Regions from separate parts of the Homo sapiens genome. Here regions 1, 3 and 4 are each linked to region 2. Evidence: chromatin contacts called from ENCODE Hi-C or POLR2A ChIA-PET data. All regions are on one chromosome and are shown on one strand. Each heading gives the region's core, a stretch centred on a gene start or an enhancer-like site at or near the end of the contact. The rest is flanking DNA. Distances are from core to core; before and after follow the strand shown. Region 1 holds the start of TMEM14A (transmembrane protein 14A). Region 2 holds the start of ELOVL5 (ELOVL fatty acid elongase 5). Region 3 holds the start of TRAM2-AS1 (TRAM2 antisense RNA 1). Region 4 overlaps EFHC1 (EF-hand domain containing 1).

What was found. A loop is a pair of places that touch in the nucleus more often than their neighbours do. ChIA-PET counts read pairs that join two places held with the same protein, here RNA polymerase II (POLR2A). Pooled maps may share reads with other maps.
Region 1: a loop to region 2 is called in a pooled map, with 2.7 times the contacts of the local background. The contact joins the promoter of TMEM14A here to the promoter of ELOVL5 in region 2. A Hi-C loop is called at or near these places in 2 of 37 single-sample maps with no recorded cell type and 17 of 50 pooled maps.
Region 3: a pooled map shows a loop between it and region 2 (4-fold over the local background). The contact joins the promoter of TRAM2-AS1 here to the promoter of ELOVL5 in region 2. A Hi-C loop is called at or near these places in 2 of 168 maps with a recorded cell type or tissue (CD8-positive, alpha-beta T cell and heart right ventricle), 6 of 37 single-sample maps with no recorded cell type and 15 of 50 pooled maps. POLR2A ChIA-PET finds 5 or more read pairs at or near these places in 1 of 52 experiments (activated T-cell).
Region 4: a loop to region 2 is called in a map of ascending aorta, with 2.5 times the contacts of the local background. The contact joins the enhancer-like site here to the promoter of ELOVL5 in region 2. A Hi-C loop is called at or near these places in 1 of 168 maps with a recorded cell type or tissue (ascending aorta), 3 of 37 single-sample maps with no recorded cell type and 5 of 50 pooled maps. POLR2A ChIA-PET finds 5 or more read pairs at or near these places in 1 of 52 experiments (activated T-cell).

Annotation. Positions count from the first base shown.
Region 1 is chr6:52,669,675-52,674,267 of GRCh38, reverse strand. It overlaps TMEM14A (transmembrane protein 14A), which reads right to left and starts at 3,155. Exons shown (of 5, transcript NM_014051.4): 1 at 3,023-3,155. RefSeq lists enhancers at 3,291-3,450, 3,439-3,939.
Region 2 is chr6:53,346,640-53,351,269 of GRCh38, reverse strand. It overlaps ELOVL5 (ELOVL fatty acid elongase 5), which reads left to right and starts at 2,320. Exons shown (of 8, transcript NM_021814.5): 1 at 2,320-2,453. RefSeq lists a silencer at 2,480-2,919.
Region 3 is chr6:52,574,013-52,578,451 of GRCh38, reverse strand. TRAM2-AS1 (TRAM2 antisense RNA 1) reads right to left here and starts at 1,250. Exons shown (of 3, transcript NR_103446.1): 1 at 59-1,250. It overlaps TRAM2 (translocation associated membrane protein 2), which reads left to right and starts at 1,392. Exons shown (of 11, transcript NM_012288.4): 1 at 1,392-1,656. The coding sequence starts at 1,537. RefSeq lists silencers at 820-1,679, 3,537-3,586 and an enhancer at 3,937-3,986.
Region 4 is chr6:52,495,182-52,500,139 of GRCh38, reverse strand. EFHC1 (EF-hand domain containing 1) reads right to left here. Exons shown (of 11, transcript NM_018100.4): 11 at 2,942-4,958. It overlaps TRAM2 (translocation associated membrane protein 2), which reads left to right. Exons shown (of 11, transcript NM_012288.4): 11 at 1-2,732. Among named protein-coding and RNA genes, the nearest start is that of EFHC1, 77 kb to the right of the region's middle. RefSeq lists an enhancer at 992-1,041 and a silencer at 2,125-2,326. Within about 2 kb of position 2,344, at least 12 of the 41 ENCODE cell types and tissues checked have a DNase peak (open chromatin) inside an H3K27ac peak, as active enhancers do; they include ascending aorta, where a contact is called at or near this core.

The sequences.
Region 1 (4,593 bases), core at 1,906-4,405, 680 kb after region 2:
GACCACAGGGCACTGTGTTCCATCTGGTAACTTACAATGTTCAGCCCCATGAACTTCTCATGTTTGATCCTACTTATTATCTTTCTAAAGGAGCTAACCATATGCTATAAAGTATGCTTATCTTCAAACCTGATACCACCACTTACTAGCTGTGGAACCTCAATAACTCAGTTTCTCCATCTTTAAAATAGGGATAACAAAAATATCTACCTTATAGGATTGTTCTGAGAATTAAATGATTTAATACTGTAAAGCACTTAGAACAGTGCCTGCACATACTGAGCACTCAACAAATATTAGCTGCTCCAATGATTACTCTTCTCATTCACCCTTACACCTATTTTAAGCTTGACATGTGTAAGGCTATTACTATTTCAGCACACTGAGAAAACTGAGGTAGGGTGAATTTGTAATTTAGTTAATGAATCATACCATAGTATTATAACATATATTTGTAGTCAATTCGACTTAACAGCTATTTATTTAGCATTTTCTTTAGGCAAGGCAGCAGGAAGCAATGGTAAGTGCTAAGACATGGCCTTGGTCCTCCAGGAACTATAGTACAACACAGCTGTAGGAGGCAGATGTGTGAATGAGCCCTAAGAGGAGAGGTGTGGGTACCATAACAAGGAGTGGCACCCAGCAAGGACTGGGAGCCTAAGGATGCCCAGATCAAACAGGGTCCCAGCTGGGACCTTGGAGAGATGTTGTGCCAAACCCCTATTAACCTCAATAAGGAAGGCAACAGGTTCAAGAGGCCAAAAGAGACCCATTAGGGGCTTACAAACAGAGGAGGGAGTCCAGTGGTGGTGAGCTGGGCAGGAAAACAACCGCTTGCAAACATCATGCAATTTATGCAGCATTTTCACTTAACACCCTCCCCTCAATGACCTCTACCTGGCAACTTGATTTAACTCAAAATTCAAGGCCTCAATTCCCCGTATGGCCCCTGTTCTATGGGACAGGTGGGGCAGGGGCTCAGATGTTCTTCATAGACAAGAAATAAATCTCTGGGTTGGGCAGGCCTGGGTTCCCTAGTTCAGAAAACACATTCAGGTTCATCTGCCACACAGGGTCATTCTAAGGGTATGCTTTAATTATTGCTGTCAGGTGCATTTACCCTACAGGGGAGCATGAATAAGTCAAGTGAAGAGGGTGCAGGGAAGGGTGTTCCTGGCAGAAGGGAGCGCATGTGCAAGGCCCTAATGGCACAAGAAAGCATGTTCTCAAAATGAAAAGTGCAAGGGGCTTGTGAAAAGAGAGGGTGCTGGTGAGAAAGACAGGGCTGTACACCCACATAAGCCCCGTAAAGGGAGTCTGGTTCCGTCCTAAGGGCAATGAAGGATCACTGAAGGGAGCCTCACAATCAGATTTAAATTCCAGCAAGCACTTCCCAGTTGCAGTAGTGAAGATGGGTTGTGAAGTGAGGCAGGGAGATAAATCGGGAAGCTGTTGCAGTAAAGTAAGCAAGAGCTTAGTTGATAACGGTAGGCTTATCTAGAGAAATGGCAATGAGAATGGAGAGAAGGTGGACAGATTTCAGAAGTTCAGGAGGTAGAATCAGAATTGAATTTGAGGCGGGAAGGGAAAGTCAGGGGTGAATCAGAGATGACTCACCCCTAGGTATCTGGCTTAGACCATTAGGAGAAGTAGGGAGTCGGGGAGCCTCATGCTATTCCCTGAGACAGAGAACATGGGAACAGCAGCAGGTGTGTGGCGGTGGGAAGAGGGAGGTGGCTAGGAATGATGGGACCTGTTTAGAATGTATTCAGTCTGAGACGCCCAACACACAGTCCGGAAAACACCCTTACATACAGATCTGAAGCTTATGAGAGTTCTTTCATTATCAGGTGTAACTTCTAGACCTAATTTTCTCCTAAAGCTAAGTAGCTGTTGTGAAAGATTAATTCCACTCCATCCTGAGCCCCCCAGCTCTTCCTGCGATCTTCTCTTGAGGACCCATACCCTTTTACTTGGTTGGGATTCTCTCAACTCTCAGCCAGCCAAGCTCCTTGAGGGCAAACCAAGGTTCAGTTTATCTTTGTCCTCCTCACAGCACCAAGAACCCTGCCATGCACAAGGCAGGTACTTAAAATACTTGTTAAATGAATAAATGAGTGAGTGAACCAAAGGAACAGCTTCTGCCTGAAGACATTCTGTAACTGACCTACCCAATACAGCTTTATTGCCAGGAAACAGGTAGCCCCTTAATCTCCTTAGCGAACTGACTGTTGTTCTAAAGAGGCAAAATAAATCTACTCCCAATGCTTGCAAGAAGATTCTGTTCTCACAGAGAATATTCAGACAAAAGAATCACCTATTCCATGACGGAGCCATGTGGCCAGGCCAGAAGCACACATTAAAGCCAGAGGCTGTGTTAACATGGAAGGGATAAGGTGGGAGAGGATGTGCACAGCACATCACACGCTCTCATCACAAATGTGATGCTCAAGCCTTGGAAGGACTAAAACGCATCTTGGATGCAATGCAGCAAAACGATTTACCATACCAGGTACAAAACAAGGTGACAGGGGACAGCCTCGCTGCCCGCCCCAAATCCTCCAAAATTCGGAGAATTAAGAGATTTTCGGTGAACTGTTACATAAAAAGCATTTTCACATGCTAAAGATATAACAATTACCTACCCTTGAGCTCTTGGAGGGCACAAAAGGCACATTTTCGAGTGGGGTCTGGGTGGTGCTGAGAAGGTTAAAATCCTGCCAAGCATTTTGCAATGGTCCATGAGCCCACCCCACCACCCCAGATCCAGGAAGGTAGGAGGCAGGATAGGTGGGATATTTAGGGATACCAGAAGGCAGAAACTCGGGAGGAGGAGAAAAATGATACCGCGGAGGTAAGACCGATGCCCTGCAAAATCCCCTCAAGGTCCTCTGCATCATCGTTTGCTGTACAGGTTTGGCGCGGGGGAGGGGATGCCCGCTAAGCAACGCCCCTTATATTTCTGCAGTTTTGTAAGAAAATTCAGAGCAGGAAGGTCTCCATTGCGGGATGCACAGCTCACCTGCAGCCCCGAGCCTTCACTGCAGCTGAAAAGACAGAAGTCTGGGGCCAGCTGCCGCCAAGCGCGGTACCTGGAGTCCGGAAGCAGTCTCCGCACCAGCGCTGTCCCACTCGGCGCCCAGCCGTCTCGCGCTGAGCAAAGGCCGCTCCCTCCTGGAAACGCCCTCCCTGCCGCGCGCATGCGCTGTGTCCCTTCTCGCCTTGCAGGACTCCACCCGGTCCATGCCCTCCGGCTGAATCCGGGCGGCCTGTAGGCCAGGCAGCCAGGAGGCCCTGTGCTGCAACATCCCGGCGGCAGCCGGACCCGTTGCTCCGTCTATCCTGCCTTCGGCCCTGTCCTGGAGCCAGGGCTGGGGTTTGCTGCCTCCCGCCTGACGGAGCAGGACTGGCAGGAAGCGTGTTTGCAAGAAGCCAAAATTACAGAAGGCGAAGATTTTTAAATTAACTCCATTCATCTTTCAAGGGACATTTCCAGAACCTCCAAAAGGCAACCCGAGGTCTTCTACACACCCTCCAGCAGACTGTCCCCACTGTCAGTGGAGGGAGCTAAGGTTCAGTGAGGTCAAGTGACTTAGTTGTCCCAGGTCAAAATCCAAGTTTGCCTGGTGTCAAAGCCCAAGCACCCTTCATTACACTATGGGATCATCTAGATGTGGTTGGGAGACGAGGATCCTAGTTTTAAACTTCAGGCCCAGGATTTGCTGGGTTTAGATATCTACTGGGAAAGGTATAGAATTCCAGAGTTGGAAAGCACTTAAAACCTTGCCTAATGCAAGGCAATCCGCTCAATCCCAGGAACGAAACTTAAACTGACCTTATTTTTTTTTTAAATACAGGATCTCAGTCGGTCGCCCAGGCTGGAGTGCAGTGGCACCATCCCGTCTCACTGCAACCTCTGCCTCCTGCCTCCTGGGTTCAAGCGATTCTCCAGCCTCAACCTCCCAAGTAGCTGGGATTACAGGTGTGTGCCACCTCACCCGACTATTTTTTTTTTGTAGAGACGGGGTTTCACTGTGTTGCCCAGGATGGTCTTGAATTCCTGAGCTCAAAGCAATCCTCCCGCCTCTGCCTCCCAAAGTGCTGGGATTACAGTTTAAATTGACTTTAAATTATGCCTCCCTGTAGCAACTTATCATCTCAATCTTCTGCCTTCTTGATTGAATACAGAACTCCGACCCTCTTCCTTATGTAACAGCCCTTTGGAGATTTGAAGAAGGTTGTCATAGTGAAGTAGCTCTAGAGGTTCTGTGTCACTGAGAATTACAGCGGAATTCCTCAGAATAAAAAAGGAAACTCAAAAATTAAATCTTGTGAAGTTTGTTTGCTACATCTATTCTTTGTGCATAAAAGTGCTTCAGGGAAGTAATATAACTACATCTAACTTATGAAAGTCTAAGTTGGTCCTGGGGAATTAATAAAATTCCTGAAGATTCACAGAAGAGTTGATGGCAAGGCACTGGAATGTGGCGTGGAGAAAGTGATAGCCTGAAATTTGGTTCTGAGTTCTCTCAGCCCTCCTTTCCATCCCCTTCTATGCCCATCCTTACCCCAGCCTCCTCACCTTCTCTCCTC
Region 2 (4,630 bases), core at 1,071-3,570:
ATATATGTTCTGAGAACTCTAAGTCTCTGGCTGGAGAACTAATGAGAACATGACCGTACCAACATGTTTGAGAGGAGTTAATAATCTAATAATCCTGGGATGTGACTATCTGACAGAGGATTGGAACTCTGGAGCTGAAAAGTGATGGTGATGGTGAGGGGGAGTAACTGTTCACAGATTCACTCATCTAACACGTATTTATTGAGCCCTTATATGCCAGGGATTGTACTAAGATCTACAGATCAATAAGGAGCAAAATTCAACATGTTTTCCCCTTCAACGGAGTTTACTACCTAAAGCGGTGGTCTTTAAAGTGGGGTACATATACCCCAAGGATTGAGTGAGATGATGCCATCAGAAAGCAACTACAATACAGGGTGGTGATGCTATAATGGAAACCAAGATACACACATCAACAAAGAACTGTGTAAAAACGCAGCCTTTGGGGGATGGGAAAAAACAGCAAAACGTCATACTTAATCATACAATAAGAAAAATCACTTGATATTTAATGCATAGCTTGACAGTTATATAAGCCTGAACTTAAAGATATTTTGGTCAAATGGGCTTAAAACATTTTATTGATAGGTAAGCACAATTCAAACAAGTGCGGCGTAAAACTTAAGACTTTTGGAATCTCAAGTTAAATTAGAAACTTTTAAAACCTGGAAAGGCAAAACTTAGATGGGATGACAGAGATGAACCCTGGCCTTGGACTACTGGCAGAAGCGTGAAGAATGAAGGAGATATCTCAAAAAAATAGTCTATGCCACCAGCATATGCTTTTCTCATGTCCCTTGATGTCCATAGCAGCATTTACCACTCTGCATTGTAGTTGCTTCCTGACTGTATCATTTTCCAGGCCCAAGAAGTCCTTGAAGGTTTCAAATTTTGAATACCTAACATAGTATCTAGCAAATTGAAGTCATTCAGTGTTTGTGGAGCTCAATGGCAACTGACAATCTCGATTCTTTGTATATGTTTAATTTACTTAATTTGTACATGGTTTGTATACTTGCATTCCTATTGCAATGGCCCACTGCCTGGAACACAGCTGGCACGTGATAAGCATTACATTGTAAATATGTAAAAGAATAAATTTGCCGGCCAGGCTCGGTGACTCACGTCTGTAATCCCAGCACTTTGGCAAGCTGAGGCGAGCGGATTACCTGAGGTCAGGAGTTCGAGACCAGCCTGGCCAACATGGCGAAACCTCATCTCTACTAAAAATACAAAAATTAGTCGGGTGTGGTGGCGCGTGCCTGTAATTCCAGCTACTTGGGAGGCTGAGGCAGGAGAATCGCTTGAACCCGGAAGGTGGAGGTTGCAGTGAGCTGAGATCGCGCCACTGCACTCCAGCCTGGGCAACAGAGCGAGACTCTGTCTCAAAAAAGAAAAAAAAAGAAAAAAAAGAATAAATTTGCCTACATTAAATAGCCGACTGTTAGGTGGATGCACATAGAGGAGTAAGAATACAGCAAGAGGGGCACACGAAGAAAGGCTAAATCTCTGGGGTTTGAATGGGGAAACAGTAGGATACAAAGCTAATGAAGGTCTTTAATTATCCAAATATCAGTGAAAAACAGCAAGGATCTTCCGTTTATGCCCTGAACCCCCTTTGTCTTAAGTGCTTAAATATGCTTAGCTGAAAAGACACTGATTCCATCTTTCCTCATTTAACAATCCTTTAGAATAATTTCTAGAGTAGAAATGGAGTTGATAGTGGCTTCCAAAGAAAAATCAGAATCCCTAAGAAAAATACACGGTAAATCCTTTGCAAGGGAGTTATGGTTACAACAGTTTTGAGTCGTTTTGTTCTTGTTCCTTTATCTTGTTCAACTGCAGACCTTCACTCCGGCGGTCTCCGTGGGCATTTAACCCTTTCAGCTTTAACGATGAAGTGGATCCCCTTCAGCATGACATAACTCATAGAGGAGACCGTAACGAGGGTGGGCTTCTGCCACCCAAATGCGGCCACAGACTCCTGCCACGCCTGGCAGTAAAAAAACCAGAGTTCAGGGCATCGACAACTTCACCGGGGCTATTGCGCAGGCTCTGCGTTCCACGCAGGCTTATTAGGAAGAAAGGGGAAAAAAATTTCCCAGAGACACGTGGAACCGAGGGGCCAACCCCGGCCTAGGCTCTCCACCGCATCGGATTCTGGAATTTACGATCACGAAAGTTCTATTGTCCCGCGATTGGCTCCCGGGCCGCATGACATCATAGCGCTTGATTCATCCTTCGGGTCCCGATTGGCTGGCCGCGCCATTGTGACGTCACGGTCAGCCCACGTTCTGATTGTAGATAGCCGGCGCCTTCCTCTTCCCATCGCGCGGGTCCTAGCCACCGGTGTCTCCTTCTACATCCGCCTCTGCGCCGGCTGCCACCCGCGCTCCCTCCGCCGCCGCCGCCTTGCTGCTGCTCAAAGCTGCTGCCGCCCCTTGGGCTAAAAGGTAAAGCCGTCAGCTCCGGGAAACTTCGTCGGGGGCCGCCGCTCGGCCATGACACCCGCGCGAGCGCGCGGCCGGGAAGCGGTCAGAGAGAACTGCCGTTAGGTCTCGGACCTGGTGCCGAGAAAGAGCTGCCGGGGCAACCCGCGCTCCGCCCGCGGCCTCCAGCTCCGCCGGCTCCGGGGTACAGCCCGGCTCCTCGGGCGCGGGGAAAGGGGTGCGGGTGCGGGCGCGGGCGGCTCGCCCCACGCCGAGGCTGAGGCAGGGCGCTCGGGAGCGTTCTCTGTGCTGCGGTCCCACCTGTGCGCGCTGACAGGCGCCGCGGGGCACGACACCGTGCCCACACCAGACGCGGAGGGATGGATCTGTCCGCCTGGGTCCTCCCGCCCTGCGGGCCGGAGCGCGCGGCGGGAGAGCCGGGGGAGCGCTCTCGGAGGGAGCGCGCTTTCTTTGGAGTCGGCGAAACCCGGGTGAGTTCGAAGAGCCTGTGCGAGGGTCTGCGGGCACCGGGCGCCGCTGGGGGGACTCTCCGGCCTTTCCTTTTTGTCCTGTTCTCTCCGCTTCCGTTAACCCTGCGGACCTTCCGTCCGCCCCTCGGAGGGAAGCCTGCTAGCTCGGGACCGCTTCAGTTTTTATTGAAACCAGACAACGGCAGCCCTTGGTACTCAGGGAGGGATGAGGCTGGTGGGAAAGCGAGAGGGCGGGGACTCGGGGGCGACCGGGGCGGCCCTTTCTGGGAGCCTGATCCCTGGAGAGGCGGGAGCGGTTGGCTGCGAGGGAGGCGCGCGGCGGGGGGGCGGTTGTGCTCTGCGCCGGGGGAGCTAGAGTGTGTGTTGTCTTGCGAGTTGTAAGGAAAAGTGCCTTTTTACTGTTTCCACGCCGGTAAGACTCTCCCACCCCACCACCTCGGGTCGACGGAGCAATGCCTAGAGCAAGAGTTGTTCTTGCTGAACTGCGTCTTGCAACCGTTCCGTGTTCTTGCACTTGGCGGTTCCCCCCGCCCCATCCACAATTGTGAATTAAGCTCCTTGATTGCAAATTTGGAGAATGCATTTGGCCAGTTATGCAAAGTGGCGGAGGTGGCGGGGTCGGGGGCGGGGGGTCTCTTTCGGAAGAATCCAGTGCATGGTTTATTAGCTAGACTGAGGAACCGAGAGGTGCTAGATGGGATTTGTGGGGAGCGAGCAGCCTAATTTGTTTTAAATAGCGGGACCCGTGGCAGGAAGTGCTTCATAGAATTGTACGGAAGAGCTGATGTTGCTTGTCAGGTTTTGTAACTCATTCTCCTAACCGCTTGGCAGATAACCTGTTGGTCTGCACTTGTTTTGCTTGCACGTCTCAGCCAAAAGCATTTCGTGCAGAATCTACAGATAGAAACAGGCGGTTTTGCATTAGATGGCCGTGGACAAACATTTTAGCCTTCCATCTGTGATTGGGGACAAGTGGGTTACTTTTCTGGTAGCTCAGACACTGCCTGGGATTCTCCAGGAAAGCTCTGCACTTGAAAGGGAAATGTTACTCATTTTCCTTTTAGATTTTTACCCTAGATTCTAACTTCTTATTGCCAGGAACTTTTTCTGTACTGTTTCTCTTTTTGCATTTTCGTTTCTATTTCTAATTGAAGACAAAGGGGAAATTTTTATTGATAGTTACAGATAGGTAATGTTACAGAATGTAGTACAGAACTTTGCTGAAAAGCGACAGTAGAAGGCTTACTAAAATTTGATGTTTTTCAAGAAAAATATCTTGTAACTTCAGATATTGACCTCACCTCCTTGACTCAATTTCCTTGTCTATACATGGGGATTTTATGTGGCAGGATCATTGTGGATTTCAAGAGATAATGCAAATGAGAGCCCAGCATTGAGTCTGCCAAATGGTGGTTTGAAAATGTTTCCTTCCCATTCCCTGAAATCAACAGCTTCTTCTTGGTTACAGACCTTAATTTTTGGATGTTCTGTTTGCAAGAATCTTTTTTTCCACTACCTCTTCTTTTGCTCCCTGCATAATGGTTGCTTGTCTTCCTGCTTCTAGAGGTGAGCATCCATCCTTGGGTGTCTTATTTCCAGCTTGAATTACACAAATCAAAGCAAAACTGTTTACTTTTCTTGAGGGTAACTTTGGTGCCTAGGTGGGTAGTTAGTGTGAAGAGAGAGTTTTACCTCTTGCTTTCCTGGCTA
Region 3 (4,439 bases), core at 1-2,500, 770 kb after region 2:
GGGTAACTTAAATTCAACCATCTAAACCTATAAAGAAACCAATTGTATAAAGTTCAACCTCATAGGTGTGGCCGCACGTTGCAAATTTGAACACATCTTCACAGGTGGAAAGTCGAGGTGCTTCAGAGTTCTTGATCTTTCTGTTCCTCACAAGACGAAGGTTCAACTTTGAGAAAGGTCAGCCTTGAAGTTAAATGAGGTTTAGTCCAATCTAGGCATTACTTTGTCATTTCCTTGAGAGTCAGATAAGGGAATTACAGACCCAAGACTGTATTTTAAGTAAGGTGGAGTGCAGATTGAGGAAGTAAAATTTCTCTAGGAACTCCATCCTGTCTCAATTACATTCCACCGCGTGCCACTTTTAAAAAACCATATTTATTTAGAAGTGAAATAACTGTGGACCTAATAAAAAATGGAATAGGAATTAGTTTTTTTTGTTCATTACGTATTTCTGCACATCTAGAAAGTAACTGACTGCTTCATTACTGGTAGGATTAAATCCAATATTTGCGAATATAATTTATTAAGAACACCTTTTGTCCTTCCAGGAGTACTTTTAAGACTTAATATTAAATAGAAACTTTCAGTGAGAAAGTTCCTTCCTTTTTTGCTTCTTCTGTGTTTATTCTTCCACTTCTTCTGATTAATATGTAAGGTAGACTTTCGGTGAAATGTGTGTAGCTAATTAATGGTGGCATGAGGGTCCCAAAAATTACTGGGCAAAACTGCAATCATCCACCCTCTCCCCGCATTGGAGCGAAAGCTCCCCTAGGGCAGGGTCTTTCGGTTTGTTGATCTACCTGAACTGTGCCTAGCCCACTGCAAGTTCTCGATAAATACTTGAGTAATCTCCATTCACTGATCGTCCGTGCAGGGCGCTGTGGCCAGCCAGAAGGCCGGTTCGCGGCTTCCCTGCTTCCGCCGCACCCGCGCCGCCCTCAGCCCCCGGGGCCACAGCCCGCAACCCCGGGAGCATCCGGCTGCCCGGCCACCCCCGGGGCGCTCGCTGCCTCCGGGGCCTGCCCTTCCCGCGGAGGAAGGAGCGGAGCGAGGAGTGGGAAAGCTGGGCCCACTTCCTGTCCGGGCAGGCCTGGGCGCCCGCCTCCTCCGCGGCCTGCTTTCTCCACCGCGAGCGGCTGAGCCTCGGGCCCCGAGAATGCGGCCGGGCGCGGCGCTGGCGCGGGACGAGGAGGAGCCGAGCCCCGCTCGCCGCCCCCGTACGCCTCCGCCCCGGTAGCCCGCGCGTGCCCAGCGGCTAGAGGGTTAAGCCCGCGGGGGGCGGGGCCAGGCGCGCCGAGTGCGGGCCGCGGGCTGGGCGGGGGCTGGGCGGGGGCTGCGGCCGGGGGCGGTTACGGGCGGCCGGGGGCGGGCGGAGGAAGGGGGCGGGCCCCGAAGTTGTTCCGCGCTGGGCGGGCGAGCGGCTGTGGGAGAGCGGGCGGCGGGCCGGCGGGCGGACCGGGCCGGTGCTGGAGAAGTTTGCGCTGCGGTTCGTGAGCGCAGGGTGCGGGCCCCGCCGGCCGCTGCGCGCCCGCTGCCATGGCTTTCCGCAGGAGGACGAAAAGTTACCCGCTCTTCAGCCAGGAGTTCGTCATCCACAACCATGCGGACATCGGCTTCTGCCTGGTGCTCTGCGTCCTCATCGGGCTTATGTTCGAGGTGAGAGCCTGGGGAGGAGGGAGCTGGAGGGACAGTGCCCCCTGTCGTGCACCGCCCGGCACACCCCTGCAGGTCAGCGGGCCCTCCTCTGATCGGAGGCTCCTGGCTGCCGTGTACGTTATCTGCACCCCGGCTTTGTGCACTGTACCCCTCCGGCCTGTACCCCGGCCAGCCCAGACAGCACCCCCAGCTCCGCGCCGTGCCAGCCATGCCATGCTCTGCCGCCCCCTTGGGCACTCATCGTATCCTGCAGCTCTGTCTGCAGCCCTGAAACCCCAGCCTGGCCTCGAACCAACCGCCGCGCTGCCACCATGGCTTGACGCGTGGGGTTCCCTTTCTGGCGTCCAGGAGCCAAGCCCAGAGACTCCCAGACCCGCAGTCATTGCACAACCCCCTCTTGCCCCAAGGGGTGGCCACTAGCTCTTCTGGGCTTTTCCAGTGGGAGAGACCCAGAACCTTTTCCACTTCCTATGTGATTTTCTGGGTGTTTTGCATCTCAGCTCTGGAACGTGCTCGGATGTTCACGTGTGGCCCTGGCCCCATCCCAGCAGTGGCCTTCTGCTCTCGTCTCGCTCCCACTTTTTTGCTGTGCTCTAGAAGGCCAATTTTTGGATATCCTTTACCACTCCGTGAACTGTCCCTTTAGATCCATCTGCGGCGACCCAGAGCTTCACCCCCTTTACAGAGACAAGAAGAGAGACAGGGATACCCTCCACTTTTTGGGGAAAGTTGATTCTCTTATAGTGTAGGAGTGGGGGGCAGAGGATGGGGATCCCACCCCCAACAGCAATGTCCTGGTGTCGGCCTCCCAGGCAGGGAGTTGTAGAAAGCCAGCAAGGGGTCAGAATTCACAAGACTGATGGGAAGGATTCCCTACTCTTGCAGAGCAAGAAAAATGTGATATTCAAAAGTGGGAAGAACTGGAGGAAGCTTGGCATGGGTTTGTTGCGGTATATCTTGTCTCAGAAGTGAGATATGTGAGCGACATTCCCCTCACTCTCACCGTGGTCTCCTCTGGTTCCTGAGACTCCTTGTCCTCCCTTCTGCGTCAGCTTGCTTATTGCATTCTCACGGTTGGGTTAGGAAGCTGTGATCATTTACAAACTTCCTTGGAGATGGAGGATGGCTTGCCTGGCTAAATTTCCTTCCCTGTCCCTCTGTCTCGGGTTCCCTGTATCTCTACGAATGACAAGGGCCCTAATTGGCTGGCGAAGCTGCCCTCAAGCTGGGAACGTTCTTGTGGTGGCCAAGTCAGGGTTGGATGAATGAATGTGTCCGTGGCTGAGCTTTAGGGTCTGTAGGAAATAAACGGTGGTGCTAGGACTGGGGTCTCCACTCCACTTTTTGATAGTGCTCCTTTAGTTCAGTCCCTCTCTCCTTCCTCTCCCTCTCACAGCTCTCTCTAGTGGTATATTGGGTCGGGCTTGCTCCACCTTGTTCTGGGTTCTCCCCTGGAAGTGTGTGGTGTCACACAGAGTCATATCCGTGTGTCTCAGTCCCTGTTCTGTGACTAGTCTGACTGAAAACTGACTGCAGCCTCAGTTTCCCCATCATTAAAGACGTTCATAAAACTGGTCTTCGTCACAGGGTGGTTGTAAGGTTTAACTGAGATCATATCAGCAACAAAAGCCATAACATCTCCTACCAACATGAAAAAGTCTCTTGCGCCTGGAGCCCTGTGATTATTTATCATAATAATAGCTTAACAAAATAACAGAATTTCCTTTGCCCAGCGCATTCTCTGCTGTCTGTTTGCTGTCCTCCATTCTAAGAGGCCTCCAAGTGCGTGTCCCCAGCCTTGGAGGGTGTGGCTGGAAAGATACACGTGACAGCTGTAAACCTCAAAGCCACAGGCTGCAGCGACGAAGTTTCTCGCATAGCCTGTGGCTCTCTCCGTCATATTTCTAGCATTTGTTAGGGTTTGTGGCCCTCCCTGTTTTATCTTTGCTCAGAAAGGGCTGCCAGCATTTGAGTTTGGTACCTACCTCCTTCCCTGGGTCTCTAGTCTTATGGAAAGTCCTGTGCATTAAACCTGCCACTCTAAAAGTTGAAAGGTGTTAAGAGCTGTTACTTCCAGTATCTGGTGAAAGAGAAAGGCCCAAGACGAGAAAAACAACAAACAAAACTACTCTTCCTCCCCCTTAGGCTTGTATTGGGGAGTGTAGCAAGGCCCCTGGTTGAAATGCCTACAGGCCCCCTTTTCCTGCCAAGCCCATCACTTCTTCCCATAGCACCTTGAACCTACAGGACCTACAGGGCAGGTGTCTCCTTCTTTTGGAGGTACTTTGTGAGATCATCAGTCTGTGCTTCTCTGGGAGAAAGAGGGCTTTGCCCTAAGCCTCCAGTAAGAAGGTCTTGTGTTCTTCTGTGCTGGGCACATGGTGGGGGCCTCACTGTCTTTACCCACCGACTAACTAACTCTCCACAGAGATAAGTATTCCTGGGGGTGGGGAGGGGGAGTTTGGAACTGCTGCCTCTATCAAATGAGAGCAGAAGCGTCCTGGATACTGTAGGTACCACAGAGAAACAAATGTGGGCATCTTCACACTCAGAGTAAAGCCTGGGGAGACGCCTCATAACCAAGCACAGGACTGGCTGGATATCACTTAGGATCTTCTGGGTTTCTCTCTGGAAGTGTGTGGTGTGCATGTGTGGGTATGTAGGGATGCATATGGTGCGATGGTAGGTGCAACTGGGGACTCACCACCCTTTTCCTAGAAGTGACGGCAGGAAGAGGTGCAAGGGGAATGGGAGAAAGGGGTGAGAGGACATAGGCTTTTGGG
Region 4 (4,958 bases), core at 1,095-3,594, 850 kb after region 2:
ACCCCAGCAACTGTGGCCTCTCGACAGCCCTGGCTAACTAACTTACATTTGTGGGGAAGCCAACAGACACAGCAGGAGGAGAGGGAGGTGGCGCTGGTGGACCAAGGATCTGTGCTACCCGCTCCCCTCCTTGGAGGTGCAGTGATGATGGGAGTTATTTTTACCATCCGGGCGCTGATAGCTGCACTATTAATAAATTGCATGTGTTCCTTTTGAAGGTAGGGGATGGTTCTGGGTGAGAGGGGAGCAGGCTGAGCCGGCGGGGGATCTGCTGTCCTCCCTTTTGAGTCAGTTCTAATCCCATGTGTGTCTGGGCCACCAGACCGAAATGGTTGCTGAGAAACTTGTCTGTTCATGTCCCAAGGCATAACTTCCCAACATTTAAGAAACCCCAATAGACACCTCTGCCCTGGCCACGTTCACAGATCCTTCTCTTGACCGGAAACCCTGGGACCCTAAGAACCCCTGAAGCTTGGGGTGGGTGTGTGCTTCTGGGGTCTCTTTTGGGACCTCCTTTGTCAGTACCCCTTCTTTTTTCTAAGCAGCTAATAAGAGGTTGGGTGAAAGAGTGCATCTCCTCCCAGGATTCCACAACAAAATTCTTATCTTCCATGGATGCTTTAATTGGAAGTGGGTTGCCGACCCCCTTGTGCCTAGAAAAGGCCTTCGCTTGGGTTTCCTTTGTATGCTTCAGCCTTCCTAGTTGGTTTTTCTAGGCCTGGTGTGAGAGGTAGGGAAGTCTGCACATAACTAATTCTTTTGCTTAAGGGCCTATGGCACAAGTGCACAAACTTCAATTCTTGATGTTCTAAGCTCTCTCCTCTAACAGAGGGAGTGCTGAAAGCTTTTGAGTCAAGACAATGGAGTGCTCTTCCTCCCTCACTCTGCCTTCCGAGCTTATGGTTCCTTTTCTCAGGAGAGGATTTTCAGGATTATTGGAGGATTAGGTCATTGTCAGATGACTGGAAAACCTAAATAGGATCTCTCTCCAGCTCAAGGTTGTCCCAGTGAGGAAGACTTTACCAACTTCTCACTCTACCCCACTACTCACATGAGTGTTAGCTCCACCTTGCAAAGGCTGAAGACCAGTTCTCCCCAGTGAAAGCTGCCTCATTCTTTTATGGAGTTCCCTGGAGTGGCAGAGCTATAAAGACGAGCATTGGGATTTGCAGTCTCCATGTAGCCTTTCGTGCTTGGCAACCCCTGTAGACTTTTTGTCCCAAGCAGATTGCGTGCGTGCGCCTGTGTGTGAGAATAAGTGCCTTACTTTGCTGTGTGGTTTTCAACTTGTACTCCGTGGCCAGCCCCCAGTTGCCAGGGCTCGACGGCAGCCAAGGACACCATACCTCAGTATAGTTATATATAAAAGGGACACGGATTGTGACAGTTTCACCCCATTTGTTTCTAACCCCGCTGCCCAGGATTAGGGTCTGTGGTGTGTTCTGTTTTGTTTTTGGTTTCTCCCTTGTGTCAGTTCTCTTCTGGCCCAGCTGGGTGGCTGTGGAAGTCTGTGAGGTGGCCCAACCACAAGCATACCTATTAAGAGAAGCCCAGAGCTTCCAGCCCCCACTTCGAAAACTCTCCTCTGGCCCCACATAGCAAACTCCTTCTCCGTTATTTTCCCCACCCCCAGATTTTTTTTAAAAGGCCCACTTGCCGTAACCTCTTTTGGTCTATTTTGCTTCCCATTCAGCCCAAAGTTTATATGATAAAGGTGTTTACTTTTACTTCCCAGTCTCCAAGTGCTAACACATAAACACATACATGTCTGACTGTTGCAGAACTGTTCGAGCTCCTAATTCAGTGTTACCTTGTTTTAGTCGCAGCAACCCTCTCCCCTACCCCTTGCCCGCCCACGTTTTTCTCACTCTTCCGGGTTGTGCAATAACTCTCCCAGCCAGTGGTCCTTTCCACAGCCTTTCTGTCCCTTAAAACACCTGCAACTGGGGGAGAAATGGGACCCATGGGAGGGGGAGTCGTCATCCCTTACACAAGAAATAGCCACTTTCCTTTTGTTGTCATTCTTGTGATCCTGGGTGGGTTTCTGTGGCACTCTTTTAGAACATGTAGCATCATCTTAGAGGTCTATTTTTAAAAAATGTGTTGAAGAGGAAAAAACCATTCTCACGATGGGGCTTAAGTCATTGTCCAGGAATAAGATTGGCGTGGTGCCCATGACATCACCGTCACTCTGCCTAAAAGCACTCTAGAGCTACTTGTTCACGTGGAGAGGAAGGATATTTTGCGAAGCAACAGCCGCAGGTGGAGAGCCCTGTTCACCTGATAGGGTCTAGCTGTGACAGTAAATATAATACCGCTGTTTCCTTGGGTACAGATTTGAGTGTTCATGTGATGAGACTGTAAACCTCATTTTTCGGTTCCTCTGTTTAAAAAAACATCTGAAGGATGAACTAAGGCTGCTGGTGCCCTGAGCAACTGATAATGCAAATGTGGACAAAGTGTCTGTTTTCTACTCTAGCCTGTTCATATGGACCAAATTTCAACAAGGAACTCAAGGAAAATTTGTACCTGCCGTATTTATGCTTTCATGTAAAAAAGGGTTGGGGGGAGGGGTGTCTTTTTGCTTTTGGTGAACTTTTTTTCAAAATCATTTTTCCACTGTTTCTGTCTGGTTTTAAAACAAATTACAGTTTTGTATGGATTTTTTAAATGTACATTTTGGAACAAATGATCAAATATTTTCTGAAATAACAATAAAAGGCAGAAAATTATCAGAATTGTCTCATAATTATTTCCTTGACGTGCTTTTATACAGTGATGCTTTTAACGTGGATGTTTACGTTTGCTTAAAGGAGTTTGCAATGAATTTTAGCCCTCATGTCTATTATTTTTCACTATATTAGTCATTTCTTATATATTTTGACCCGTATTTGTCCATTGTGATATGAATTAGGGAATTAAGGATGGAGAGTCAGTTATGTCAAGTGCTGGATAGCAATAAGCATCATTTTTATTTGACTCTTTAATAGTAAAGTGGAAAAGAGGTTTTCTTAACATGGGGTTTGTGGGTAGGAAGCTCCAGAAACAAGCACATCATCCTTGATGCCTACTATACTATGATGTTATTTAGCTTGGAGGAAATGGGGTTTCGTTTGTGTAAAGGCCAACAAATATGTTGGTGCTGACTAGAAGACATCCAAGTATTAGTAATAGTGGGGATTGCTGGTGTCACTTACATGGCTGCTGTTGGCTGTAGCTGCTTGCTGTGTTTACCAGAACCATCTTTCTTTGGAAAAAGATCTCAAAAGATGAGTGCAGTTACAGGTGGCAGTTAGTCAAGGACACCCATGGGGTGTGAGAAAGAGGAAATGTTTGCTTGAGGTGAAGGTGAGTGGTTCTGATGCATGGCAAGCTTCATTGTAGAGTTGGGTCCTGCTCTGCCATGAGAAGCTAGGTGAACTCAAGCAGTTAACCCTTCCGAGTCTTTTTGTGCATCTGTGTCAAAAGGGTTTCATGTTTTGTGGGGAGTCATGGTGAGAGATTTAGAGATACTGAATGCTAAGTTCATGGTACATATAAAGCACTCATATTGGCTTTTTAAAATGAACTTATGTGCCAGCAGGATACTCAGGAGTCACTTAACCAAGTGGATTCTCTGGACAACATTTAGAGACGTCTTCTCTACCTATGTGTCCCAAATACCCTCAAAGCCTATAGATATGGATTTGATACACCTTAATTGGATGGTATTTTCAAGGCCCCCTGATGGTGCAGACAAGGTACAGGCCCAGGTTTCTGAGTAGTGGCTAACTCACAGCCCATCTTTACCCGCAAGGCAGATTTTTATTAGTCCCAAAGCCGTAAGCACTATAAGCAGTCTTAGTCAAATGCTTCAGTTAGACCTGATAGCTTCAGCTACCAGTGCTAATCTTAATAATTCTCATTCTCTCTTTGTGTGTGTGTGTGTGTGGGTGTGTGTGTGTATTAGAATCTTTCAACTCCCTGGTGGCCAGTTTGAAGTGATGATCATTTCTGCTTCCTACAATATTGCTTGCTACAGGGTAATGCTCAGCTCCCTTCCACCACCTGAACCTGACACTCCAGATGCATGCCAGCTATGACTGTAGCATAAGGTAATTAGTGACATCTAATGGCTGCACTGCCATTCAGGATTTTAGTAGAAAAAGTGATTTGCTCTGACGTTTGTGGCTCCTATACTTGCTGCTTTGTATAAACAGGTGAGCAGCGAGTGTTTGGACACCACAGAAATGGCCTGCTGGCTTTGGTCTTTCATGAAATCTCTTTTATACCTTGTGTTGGTGCTGTCAGATCTCAGCTTCTCAGTCTTAAGTAAACTTAAAAGGAGATGCAAGGCAAGAAGTGGACAGCAAACTTAAGGAGTGTATGTGGACAGTGCCAACTTTATTGAAGACAGTTCCCTCTGAGACTACAGGCCTAGCTACTCAGAAGGCTGAGGCAGGAGGATTGCATGAGCCCAGGAGTTTGAGGCTGCAGTGAGCTATGGTCACACCACCGCATTCCAGTCTGGCAACAGAGTAAGACCCTGTCTCTAAAAAACAAACACAAAAACAAAACAAAACAGCCAAAAGCAGGCTAGAGGATGCTAAATGAGACTTTCCTAAATCTCCATTTTGGCTGAGACCCAAAGCTGAGGACAAAAATTGGCAAATATATCCATATGTTGCAGATTTGCTGCCGATCCATGAATGATTTGTTAAGGAGTAGCCCAAAGCTCCTCTACCACAGGAGGCAAGAGTGATGGAGAAAATATCAGAAAGTGCAAGCTTCTTGAAAGGGGCTGGAGTGCCTTGGGTCTGCAAGCTAAGTGAGGGTATACTTTAAAAGACTCAGGGTTTGACATGTGTCTGTCCCCTGGAGTTTGGAGAGCATAAGATTTGGGGTACCTGGTTCTCCCCTGAAACAGTCTAAAGGAAAGGGATTGAGCTGCCTAATTACACAGCCAAGAGAGCCATCTG